Linked DNA regions of Homo sapiens: region 2 is linked to region 1. Evidence: chromatin contacts called from ENCODE Hi-C or POLR2A ChIA-PET data. All regions are on one chromosome and are shown on one strand. The core of a region is the stretch at or near the end of the contact, and the rest is flanking DNA. Distances in the headings are between cores, read along the strand shown. Region 1 overlaps FYN (FYN proto-oncogene, Src family tyrosine kinase). Region 2 has its middle 63 kb from the start of LINC02527.

What was found. A loop is a pair of places that touch in the nucleus more often than their neighbours do. ChIA-PET counts read pairs that join two places held with the same protein, here RNA polymerase II (POLR2A). Pooled maps may share reads with other maps.
Region 2: a loop to region 1 is called in a pooled map, with 2.7 times the contacts of the local background. The contact joins two enhancer-like sites. A Hi-C loop is called at or near these places in 1 of 168 maps with a recorded cell type or tissue (CD4-positive, alpha-beta T cell) and 8 of 50 pooled maps. POLR2A ChIA-PET finds 5 or more read pairs at or near these places in 12 of 52 experiments (CD4-positive, alpha-beta T cell, CD4-positive, alpha-beta memory T cell, CD8-positive, alpha-beta T cell and 6 more).

Annotation. Positions count from the first base shown.
Region 1 is chr6:111,749,208-111,755,048 of GRCh38, forward strand. All of the region lies in intron 3 of FYN (FYN proto-oncogene, Src family tyrosine kinase), which reads right to left. Among named protein-coding and RNA genes, the nearest start is that of FYN, 120 kb to the right of the region's middle. RefSeq lists an enhancer at 1,761-2,333. Within about 2 kb of position 2,089, at least 7 of the 41 ENCODE cell types and tissues checked have a DNase peak (open chromatin) inside an H3K27ac peak, as active enhancers do; they include CD4-positive, alpha-beta T cell and CD8-positive, alpha-beta T cell, where a contact is called at or near this core.
Region 2 is chr6:111,969,902-111,975,742 of GRCh38, forward strand. No RefSeq gene overlaps it. Among named protein-coding and RNA genes, the nearest start is that of LINC02527, 63 kb to the left of the region's middle. Within about 2 kb of position 3,575, at least 25 of the 41 ENCODE cell types and tissues checked have a DNase peak (open chromatin) inside an H3K27ac peak, as active enhancers do; they include CD4-positive, alpha-beta T cell and CD8-positive, alpha-beta T cell, where a contact is called at or near this core.

The sequences.
Region 1 (5,841 bases), core at 839-3,338:
AAAAAACCTTAATATTTGCTCAATATTCATAGCCCCAAATATTGCCTGCTGATCTCTCACATGTGACATGCCTTTAAGTCTCTCTGGAGCAACAGCTAAAATTGAATGGCAATGATAATCATGTTTATGATACACAGACTGAGCTGCCCTACGGAAAAGAGGATGCTTGCTCTATGTACCCCAATGAGTGGGTTTTACTTGACAAGATTATATTAGTAATTGGTAATTACTTTTGCACCAGCCGAATACTTCTAAGATGGAAAAACTTAAATGCACCTTAATAATCCAACAAAAGCTTATTAAAACATGAACACAAAATATTCTAAAATATCCTCCCCTGAGGGAGGGAGAACAGAACCTGGTCCTCTTTTAGTTCAGGTTCTACCCTATTTCTTTTCATGTTCAAAGCATGTAATTATCTGCTAGAAGTTATTCTGCATCTCCCAGGCAAATTATATACTTTTTGCATGATTGTAGAGTTTCTCCTTTTTCTTTTCCTTAAAAGGTAAAAAACTTAAATGTAGATAACACAATTATAATAGGGTAAAACTTTCAGCACAATGCTAGATAAAAACAAATATTTTAAATAAATATATGTTCAAAATATATGTTCAAAATCTGTGTGTGGAAACAAATATGGAATTAAGAAATGACAGGGATAAATGACCTACATGATGGAAAACTCGCTTATGATGGAGACCTCTAGGAAGACTGCATGATTTCTCCTGGAAAAAAAAAAAATCCCATAATTTGCATCCCCACATCTGTAGAATTTCCCTGTTACATCCAGTTTAAGTCTGACATCTTTAACTTCTGATCCAAGAGTGACAGCATGTACAACTGCTACTAACATATATGTCCGTTTTGAAGTAGCTCCTGCCTTTATGTACTTGGCTCCAGATTCCTTCCATTCTGACTTTCTGCAACATAACCGATACAGTTTGCATGTATGTCTCCGTCCAAATCTCATGTCGAATTATAATCCCCAACTTTGGAGGTGAGGCCTGGTGGGAGGTAATTGGGTCATGGGGGTAGTTTCTCATGAATGGTTTAGCACCATCCTCCTTGGTACTGTCCTCATGACAGTGAGTTCTTGTGAGATCTGGTTGTTTAAAAGTGGGTAGCACCTTTCTCCTAGCCCTCTCTCCTGCTCCCACCATGTGAGATGCCTCGCTTCCCCTTTGCCTTCCGCCATGATTGGAAGCTTCCGGAGGCCTCCCTGGAAGCAGAAGCCGCTATGCTTCCTGTACAACCTGCAGAACCACGAGCCAATTATACCTCTTTTCTTTATAAATTACTCAGTCTCAGGTATTTCTTTACAGTAATGTGAGAATGAATTAATACAATGACCATAAATGCCTGTAATAGAGGTAACCAAGTAAATATTTGTTGAGAAAAGAAATTTTAGGGATGCAGGCTCTTCCTCTCTCCTCCTTTCCTCATTTTCTTCCCTCCTTTCCTTTCTTTGTTGGCCAGACCACCTAGATTCATGCCAGTACAATTCATGTCATTTTTTTTTTTTTTTTTTTACTAACATTGAAGGCAAGTTGGGAAATTTTGACTGAATTGCTGAAACAAAGGGCATGCGTTCCCGCCATTCCATACTTCTAAGGAACTTATTTTAAAAAGCAAGAAAGGGGCAGCAAAGTCACAGAACAATGAAAGGACACAATGGCCACCTTCACTTTTGTTGAGACTGGAGAGATGGGAGTCGTAGACATGAATGAGTGCAAGCCTCAGTGGGTCTATTGTGCAAAATAAGTTTTACTTGAAAATGGAAAAAATGACCCTGCATTTCTCTTTGCCATTATCTACAGAGTCACACTGGAAAAAAACACCAAGAGAAGCAAAGCAAAAAGAATAGTTTCTATTGGCCTTTCCTTGGCATTGTATACTTTTATTCCTTTATTCTTTTCTTGCTCAACCTCATTCCCAACTATTTTACTATTTTGGGGGCACTGGGGACAGAACTTCTGGGAAACATAACACGCATTAGTCCATTTGTTTTCTCTGTGAATTCTTTTCAGCATCTTTGTGTAGCAACAGGAAGGATGTGGGCTCCCTTTCAGATTCAAATGAGGCAAATCAGCCCTGGCTCAGGTTGACAACATCATGTTTATGTTACACTGTGGCCTCAGAACGCCAGAACTGCTGTCTCTAGGTAGAATGGCCATTTTGTCCTGGGGCTTAATGTCTATTTTTAACATCAGATCCCTAGCCCATGTCTCACAAAAACAACAAACAATTAACAACAAAAACCCCCCAAAACTGCTGACACAGTATAACTACAGCATACTATTTTATTAAGAGAATTCTGAGTTTTAGAGTTGAAAAGATCAGTGTTTTCAAGGTATTCAGAGATATTTTAAATCATATAGGACAGATGTGCAGAAGTGGCAGTGTCTCCATTCAAATTCTTTCTTTTTTTTTTTGAGACAGCATCTTGCTCGGTCATCTAGGCTGGAGTGCAGTGGCACAATCACAGCTCCCTGCAGCCTCAACCTCCTGGGCTCAAGCTATCCTTCTACCTACGCCTCCCAGTACCTGGGACTACAGTTGTGCACCACCACATGTAAATAATCTTTTTTTTTGGTAGAAACAAGGTCTCACTATGTTGCCCAGGCTGGTGTTGAACTCCTGAGCTCAAGCAACCCTCTTGCCTCGGCCTCTCAAAGTGCTGGGATTACAGGCATGAGCCACCATGCTTAGCTTCAGATATTTCTTAAGCTTTTAGAATGTGGTAGGAAAATCCTACCATGTATTTTTCTCAGATTTATATTCCTAAGCATGTAAATCAAGGAGTAATAAATTTATAATATAAACAAATATAAGACTTTATTTTATAAAACTGGATGTTTATTACTAAGGCTTCTACCAAAAGTTCAAAGCAAAACCATGGAAGAGAATGTGGAGTGGTGCTAGACAAATATGTTAATACTGAATTTGGGAACTGAGTCTATTATTAATTCTATTAGTCCAACTTCGTGATCTTGGCAAGTTATTTATCCTCTCTTAAACCTCAACTCCATCCATTCCTCCATCTATCCATCTACCCATGATCCATCCAACAAATACATCCTCTCTACTAAATGCTCAGCCCTTGGTGAATTAAAAAGATGAATAAGCTATCAGCCCACTGGAGCAGCTTTTGATAAAACAAGTGTACAAATAATTCTATGCAAGACAATTGTCAGTTGGAAGTTGTAGGGTGCTAACAGGAGCTTAGTGGAAAAAGAAGTCACTTCCAATGGAGAGATCAGTCAAGGCTCCATTGAGGAGAGACATTTTGTTGTTTGAGAAAGAAGCAAGATTTCTAAATCTAGAGCAGGGTTGAGACATTCCTGGCCACAGGAAAAGCCAGGGCAAAGATGGGCATCAGGGAGGCATGGAAGACATTTAGGGAAGAGTGACAAGTCCACCAGGTGGAATAGGGTCTGAGTGGGGAGGCAGTGGCTCCTCTGATCAGGCAAGCAGCCAAGAGAGGACTTGGACTGAATTTGGAGCTCAGAGGGGAGGCTCTGAAGAGTTCTAAGCAAGAATGACACTTGGTCTGGCAGCTCCATGCAGAATGGCTCTGCCACAAAAGCACCTGAAAGATGCTAGGAAGAAGTTTTAGCAGTCCAGTTCAGTGTTAATAATCTTGCTTTAGGAGGGTGGTGGTGAGGGTGGGATGGAGGGATAGACAGGGCTGTGAACTGGTGGAATGGAACTGGGCACTTACTTATCTCTAATATTCAAGCTTCCACATTCTAGTATTTGACAGTTTAGTGTAAGTGGGGGAAATTAACTTGAATGCCCCCAAAATAGAGGCAAAAATAGCTTTGGATAAAATTTAGTCCCATTTCTATATATATTGAAATCTCAATATCAATTAGTCTTACAGAAAAAACTGGTCTTGCAGAAGAAGTGTCAAGGCATGATATATGAAAGACAAGCTGTATTTAGGTAAACCTACTAAAGTGTTTTAGCATTTGGTCTGATCCTCCATACAGGATGCTTTCATAGGAGGAATAGTCATGCCACTTTCTATTTTGACAGGGGTCAGAGAAGTGTGGTTCTTTACAGATTTCAGTAATGCATTATCCAAAAAGGCCTCTCATAATACCTTTGGGAATAAGATAGGAAAATGTGGGCTAGATACTAGAACAATGAAGTGAATTATAATATTTAAGTGGGGCTGATTGGTGAGCTCAGGTCCACCTAGAAGGTGGTCTCAGGAGGCCTAAAATGGGGCTCTGAGCTCTTCAAAAACTTGTCAACATCTTAGATGAAGATATTGAAAATTTGTATGGTGAAATATTCAGATGGAACAAACTTTTGAAGGGACAGGAGTGACAATCTCAAGATATAAAAATATCTTGGTAGGCTGGAGTATTAGGCCACAACTGACATGATAAAATTAGTAAGGACAAATGTGAGGGCCTAAACCAAAAAAAAAAAAAAGTTGCCTAAGTACAGGACGGTGGACATGTGGTTTAGCAGCAGCATGTGTAAAAACAATTTGTGGGGAAGTGTTAGCTGAAAGTAATTTCAATTTAAGTCAATTGTTTGACATGGCTGCTTAAAAGTGTGATCTAATGTGGTATTTACTGAAATACAGCATTAGCTCCGGCCTCACTTAAGTTGGGATTCCAGAAACACTGAGAAACACAGGTGCTTTTGATATAAACATGTTGGGTATAGTTGCTTAACAAACCAAGCTCAGCTTAACCAGAGAGAAGTTTTGCTGGTCATCATGGAGGCCCTGCCCTTAGCCAGACTGAGCTAGGGAGGTTAGTAGGAAGAAACAGTGAAGGACTCACCAAACTAGAAGCTACACTTACCCATTCTATCCATTCTAGTAAGACTGAACTTTGATTTTTTTAAATGCAATGATAATAAAATTTTAGGCAGCAAGAGACAGAGCCCGGTCAGAAGGACAATACTGTTCCTCTATTCCTTATCAAATTCAATGCTAGGCAATATGAAGATATTTCTTTTATCGTCTGTCTGAATGTGGAACTCTTCTACTGTCTGAATATTTCTGGGCCCCAAGTTGGGGTTTACTTTCTTGATGGTTGGGAAGAATCATTTGGGTGAGGGGTACTGTGCCCATGACCCACAGCCAACTCCCGGCATGCACAGTAGGGCACCTCTCCCACGGGGAAGGAGGTCTTCGCAAACCTTTTACTACCTTTCTTCAATGTATAAACTGTGATCTCTGGAACTTTCAGACATAACACTTACCTCATGTCGGCAAATGAGAAGCAAGTTTCTCCTTATTCTCTATTAGAAACATAGAAAGCAAGCCAGCATAATTTCTAAACCAAGTTGGATCTTTCTTTAAAAAACAGGAAATTTGTTGCTATGCGTTGTTTTCCTTCCTTGAGCAGTATGCTGTTTATCTTCAGGAAAAGGATCACACAGATCCTGGTGTACATGCTTATGAACAACAGGCAAGGGTTACAGTCGCTCATTCTCATTTGCTTTCCTTGAGGGAGAGAAATCGTATGATGGGTTCAGTTGGTTTTGGCCTTAATATACAGTAGTTTCCTGAGAGGCTTCCTTAATAGGTGCCCACTAAAACATTCCTTAACACAAACACACAAACACACACACAACCTGAGTGTGTGTGTATAATCTGACAGTCTCTCAAAGCATGACCACACAGAATTTAGAACTTGTTAACAGTAATACGATGTTAAAAGGACTCGAAATTCTGTTGAGAAAAACTAATACAAACACTGGAAATTGTTGTGCTTAGACAAGAAAATTTAAGCTGTTTTTTTTTTTTTTTTAAAGAACGGATGGGTTGTATATGGCAGAATTTCTTCTTAGGATTTGTTTCTAATAATGAGAATG
Region 2 (5,841 bases), core at 2,325-4,824, 220 kb after region 1:
ATGCTCCATGAAGACAGGGTTTGTCTTTCTCACCATGGCATCTCCATGGCCTAGGAAGGTGCCTGGTTCAGAGTAGGCACCTAATAGATACTTGTTAAATACATATTCAAGACATGAATAATAATAAAAGCATAATATGAATGTAAAGAATTGTATTTAGTTTTTTATTTCTCATTTGATGGGTGTAGTGTGTTTGAAGAGAAGGAGGCATGCACACATTCATGCAAAAGTAGTATCAAATTTAGATAGTTGTTGGACAAAGAGAAAATTCATACATTCAGACTGAGATGAGGTTTTGAATCCATTTTTTGGTATGTGAAAATATTATAATAGGTAGCTAGTCAGATACGAGTAGGGCCGGAAAGGGCGGCCCCCGATACACGCACACACACACACACGCACACACACACACACACACACACCAGGAGTGTCAGGCGACCATCCAGTGATGGTCAGGCAGCTGTTAACTGTCTCTCTAAAATAATAATTGGTTCCTGATATAATTCATCTCAATGTATTTTTTACATTTTACTGCCTGACTCCTTTTTTTAAGATAAATTTACTTTACACAATTTTTGTTTCTTTTAACTTTTATTTTAGGCTTGGGGGTACATGTGAAGGTTTGTTACATAGGTAAACACACGTCACAGGGGTTTGTTGTACTTACTATTTCATCACCCAGCTATTAAGCCTAGTACCCAATAGTTCTCTTTTTTGCTTCTCTCCTTCATGCAGACTCCAGTGTCTGTTATTTCCTTCTTTGTGTTGTAAGTTCTTATATTTAGCTTCCACTTACAACATGTGGTATTTGGTTTTCTGTTCCTATGTTAGACTCTTTTCATTAGGATCTAATAATCCAAAGACAGGGATTTTTTTTTTTCGGTCTATTATGGTCTCTGTTTATTCCCAGAACCTTGAACAGTGCCTGACACATGGTAGGTGCTGAATTTATATTTGTTGTATAAATAAACACATCAAAAAAACATTTTATTTGCTTCTACCCTGATGAGTTAACCTCACAGTGGTTACCCTTGTATTTTTAGTTTTCCATTCACATGTATCAACTCTACCTCTGGTAGATTATCAGCTCTGGAGAGGAGTCATCTATTTCTTTGTCTCCTAAAAGTGGCTATCTACGTGATCCAAAATATGCAGCAGAATTTGCATATATGTGCATGTTAATTGAGTGTTTGTGAAAATTGAGACTTGGATGCTGAAGAGAACAGGTAGGTTTCTCACCCCCTTGAAAATATTCCATTAAAAGCCTTCCCAAATAAACTCATGTTCTGCTCTTGGGACAAAATAAAAATACTTGGTTACCTATGAATCTAGTACTATTGTTTCAGTCTCTCTTCAGATTTAAAGAGTGAGGTTCATCGTCTGAGCAGTTTAATTACAAACAACCTCTCTTAATTCCTGTATTGCTGGAGCTCAGAGCACACTCAGATCAAGGGAGACGACGTGCCACTTTGTACAGGGCTCAGCCTTGTTACTGTTTATCTGAGTAAAGAGCCCTCTTAACCTCGAGGCCAAGCACATTAGATGTTTTGTTTCAATTGAGTTCTCTGCAATGGTCCAGATTTCTCTTCATTTCAGAAATCCTCAGCACCGATATTGGGAAACTCTTGGCGTTTGTTTCCCCATCAATGAATGGGCCTAACACAAAGGAGAGTAAGATTCTTGGCCGTGAAGGACCTGGGGTCTGGAATAGATGTGCTCCATCTGCCAAAGCATTTTCCCCATATGGCTGAGATTTTTTTCCTACTAAAAAAAAGAAAAAAAGAAAAAAAATGACAACAACAACAAAAAACACTTACTCAGCAAACTGCACAGCAAGTCATTTGTGCCAATAAAATGACAGTCATCTTCAAGGCCACAGGCTAAAAATATGAATTATCAGGTAGAAATTGGCTCTAGGATAAATATATTTTTCTTCATTCCCTACTCCTTCCCACAATCAATCTCTCTCCCTCTCACTCTCTTTCCCATCCACACATGTGTGTGCATACTCATGTGCACACTTGCACACTCATAAAAACTGGAGTTTCCAAAATTTCCCAGTTGGTTGAGAAGCAGAACCCAAAGTTGGGTGAGGAAAAATGACTCATTCCCCTAGGTTTGGTTTTTACTGCCAGAAAGCAGATTTTCAGGAAGGAAAATCATATGTCCCAAGCCATCACCAAAGTAAAATCAATCAAATCCCCAGTGTCTGCCTCAGAATCTCCATGAGTCTGTGGTCTAGAGTCAGGCAGTGACTAGTGGTTGTGTGAGCTCCAGAATACTTTGCTTCGTCTTGTGGGATGTTATTTTCTAACAGCTATTGACAATTTTCATTTCCGCGTGGCAGGGTCCATGTGGTCAAAAGAACTTGACCTAAGCCTTATAAAATCACCAATGTGATGTTTTTATTTGGAAGCATGTTTTGCTGAGGCCATCAGAGTGGAACTGAGAGTTTAGTGGGCTGTGGTTCAAGGAACCACACTTACATGATGGTTTACAAGCAACTCAGCCTTCTCTGAAGGACGGCCTGATTTAGCCATAAGCGAAGAGTCTGGGCTCTGGAAGTTCAGTCTGAACAAAGACTGAGATAGGAATGCCTAGGGCATTTTTTGGGTCTCCATCTCCTCACCTGTGAAGTCATATGGACAATAATTAGTAAACAGGAGCACTGAAAGGATTGGCATTTTTGAAATGTTAAATGTTGTTTTCTTCAGCTCCAGCAACAACTGTTTCTTGTGACTTTCTGTGGGACTCTGAGGAATGTTGGGATGATAATCACAGGAACCAATGGCTGCCTCTGGAAAGCCCATAATTCTGCACATTCATGGAGCTTCACTCTGATTCCAAATCCAGAAAGACCACCATGTCACTTATGGAGACACTTGAAATCCTTTCCACATCTTCACTCATCACGCCTGGGGTGAGAACTAGGAATACGTGAATAAACCAATAACACGTTACTGAAGTCAGTTTCGAGTTTTGCCTGCTATGAACTTAGAAACAACTCCATTTCTCTCAGCACTAGATGGCCTGTTCAGAGTGTATGTGTGTGTGTGTGTGTGTCCTCATGTGTGCAGAGACAGAAAGAGACAGAGGGAGAGAACGCAATATTTAGTTTTGAAGATATTACACTTATAATTATGCTTTCAGAAGCCTGTTTCTGGGAGTACCACAGAACAATGCAGTTAGGTTACCCAAGGAATAAAATCATTAAATAGGGCCGTCCTCTGGTTTTTCCTCCAAACCACTGTCTGTGTGTTGTTCAGGGGAAAGAATCTCAGCTTATTCACAAGTGGCACTATCTTTCCACAGGATGTTCATTGTTTTGAAACTAGAAGAAAACCTCAACAGCTCTGAAGTATATAATTATGCTTTCTTATTACCCAACAAGAATGTTCTCGGGAGTGTTGTTGCGATGACTCGCTTGCGAGTGATCTGACGGAAGGAAGGGCGGCTGAGGAGGAGAGGAGGAGGGAGCAGAGCTTGCCTTCCATGCCACTTACTTTGTTGTCTGACAGCTCTCACAGATTTGTGGCTTGTCCTCAAGTAGACAGCCTAGGGAGATTTTTGGTCGAGGGTTCCCAGTCTCCTCCATGTCCCCCCACCCCCGCCCCACTGTTATCAGTGTAATAAGTGATTTCAGAGTATTAGGGGAGATTCCACTGCCACTGAATCATGTACAGACTCACGGCCAGATGATGACATCAGAAACATATGTGTTAGTCTGAAGGCAGGACTTTGCCTAGGAAATGAGAACAAGATCTCCAGCCGGAGAATTAAGGACCCAGAGGCTTAGAAACCACCCCAAGAGGAGAGCTTCTTTATCTTTCCCCTCCAGGCGGAAAGTCACCTAAAATTTTCTCCTTAGATGTTCACTGTGCTGTTTTTAAATATTTCTAGGAAAGCTCTTTTAGAAAGCTAGGATTTAAGTACTTCACAAACAAGGCAAAGTTTGCATGTAAGGGATAAACTCTGCATGCTCTAACTCATAATTACCATGATTTTATAAACCTGGCATTTCCTAACCAAGCTTTATTTTCATTTGGAGCAGTATCTGTAAGTGAATTCTTCATTAATCATGTTTGCCCACCCATATACCCACCTGTATTTTTAAAAGGTGTATTATTCCCAGATATGTGTTTATATAGACACATCACAATATTATTCCAAGTGCTTTTTATCAGGCCATGGGACACATTTCAAATCACTCTCTAAGTTGACATCATACTTGAGCCTTATGCAGACTGTGTGGTTTCCATAGTAACAAAATCACTTAATGGTGTGAGAAACATGTGGAAGATTATAGAAAAAAAGGAGAAAATCTGAATGGAACAAAAGGCAGGAGCTAAAGTCAAAATTTCTTGGAATGTAAGAAAATTTTTATTGTCGTTTTATTTATCTGAAAACATGAGTACAAACTCTCTTGATGCTACTGGGTATAAATTGTGTCAGTAAAGGATGACCTTTAAGCGTCCAAGGTCACCTTACCCCAAGCTATAGTCTTACAGATGCCTGCACTTCTCATTGTGTGTGTGTGTGGGTGTGTGTGTGTGTGTGTGTGTGTGTGTGTTTGAGCATATGTGTATTTCTGTATAGCTATATAAGTATATACACGTATATGCATTTGGAAGATCCGTGGTCTCTTTTTAAAAACTGGTTTCACCATCTTAGATCCGAAACAGGTAGTAAGGTACTTTCTGAAAGACTTACCTTATTTTCTCTTTGTGTACACACAAACACCAAGACAAGCTAAATTCTTATTTGGGTAAATAGTAATGGTGTACTTGGAAACACCTCTCATTCATTCAGTAATTTATTCATTGGAGACATTTATTGAACATCTCTTGTGATAGACAGAGTCCTTGTACCAGACAGAGAGCTGTAAGCAGACAATTATGATAACTGTGAAGTGTTATGTGGGTAATCTATGAAAAGTTTAGCATGTAATCTTCCTGGTCTCTTTCTTCTTCTTCTTTTTTTTTTTTGAGATGGAGTTTCGCTCTTGTTGCCTAAGCTGCAGTGTAATGGCTCGATCTTGGCTCACCACAACCTCCACCTCCCAGGTTCAAGCGATTCTCCTGCCTCAGCCTCCCAAGTAGCTGGGACTATAGGCGCGTACCACCATGCCTGGCTAATTTTTTGTATTTAGTAGAGGCGGGGTTTCACCGTGTTAGCCCGGATGGTCTTGATCTCCTGACCTTGTGATCCGCCCACCTCGGCCTCCCAAAGTGCCAGGATTATAGGCGTGAGCCACCGCTCCTGGCCCCTGGTCTCTTATTAGGTCCTCCCTGTGACAAAGAGCTCACATTTTCCATGTTTCCAGTCCATGGGAAGCTCAACTGGCAGCTTAGGTCCCTTGCCTAAGGGATTGCAAGCACTTTTGTAAAAGGGTTGGGTTGTCGGGTCTTTCACTTATTAGGTTCCATGAATGAGGAGATGTATGTTCCTAGCCCTGTTTCTCCTACTATTCTAATTAGATGAACTGAGTAGACAAAAATAAATACAACATAATCCCAGCACTTTGGCCTCAGAGTGATGAGGAGGGCAGGATTAGCTGGGGATTTTAAGACAGTGTCTATGTTGGTGATGCCTGATTAAGCAAAACACCAACTTTCCTGGACGATGCATTTCTCCCTTTGGTTTTGTTAGAAACTGGAACCAAAAGGAAGCCCTTTGCGCCAACTCTTCTCAGTGGTAGGAGTTGAGACCATTAGTATTAGAGCTGGAGAAAATGTCGAAACACCTCCTCTAAGGCTGGCAGCCTGAGTAAATTCTGAAACCCTCCCTCAGTTCTCAACAAACAACTTGATGGTTTTTGAGGTCTTCTAAGAAGATGACTCT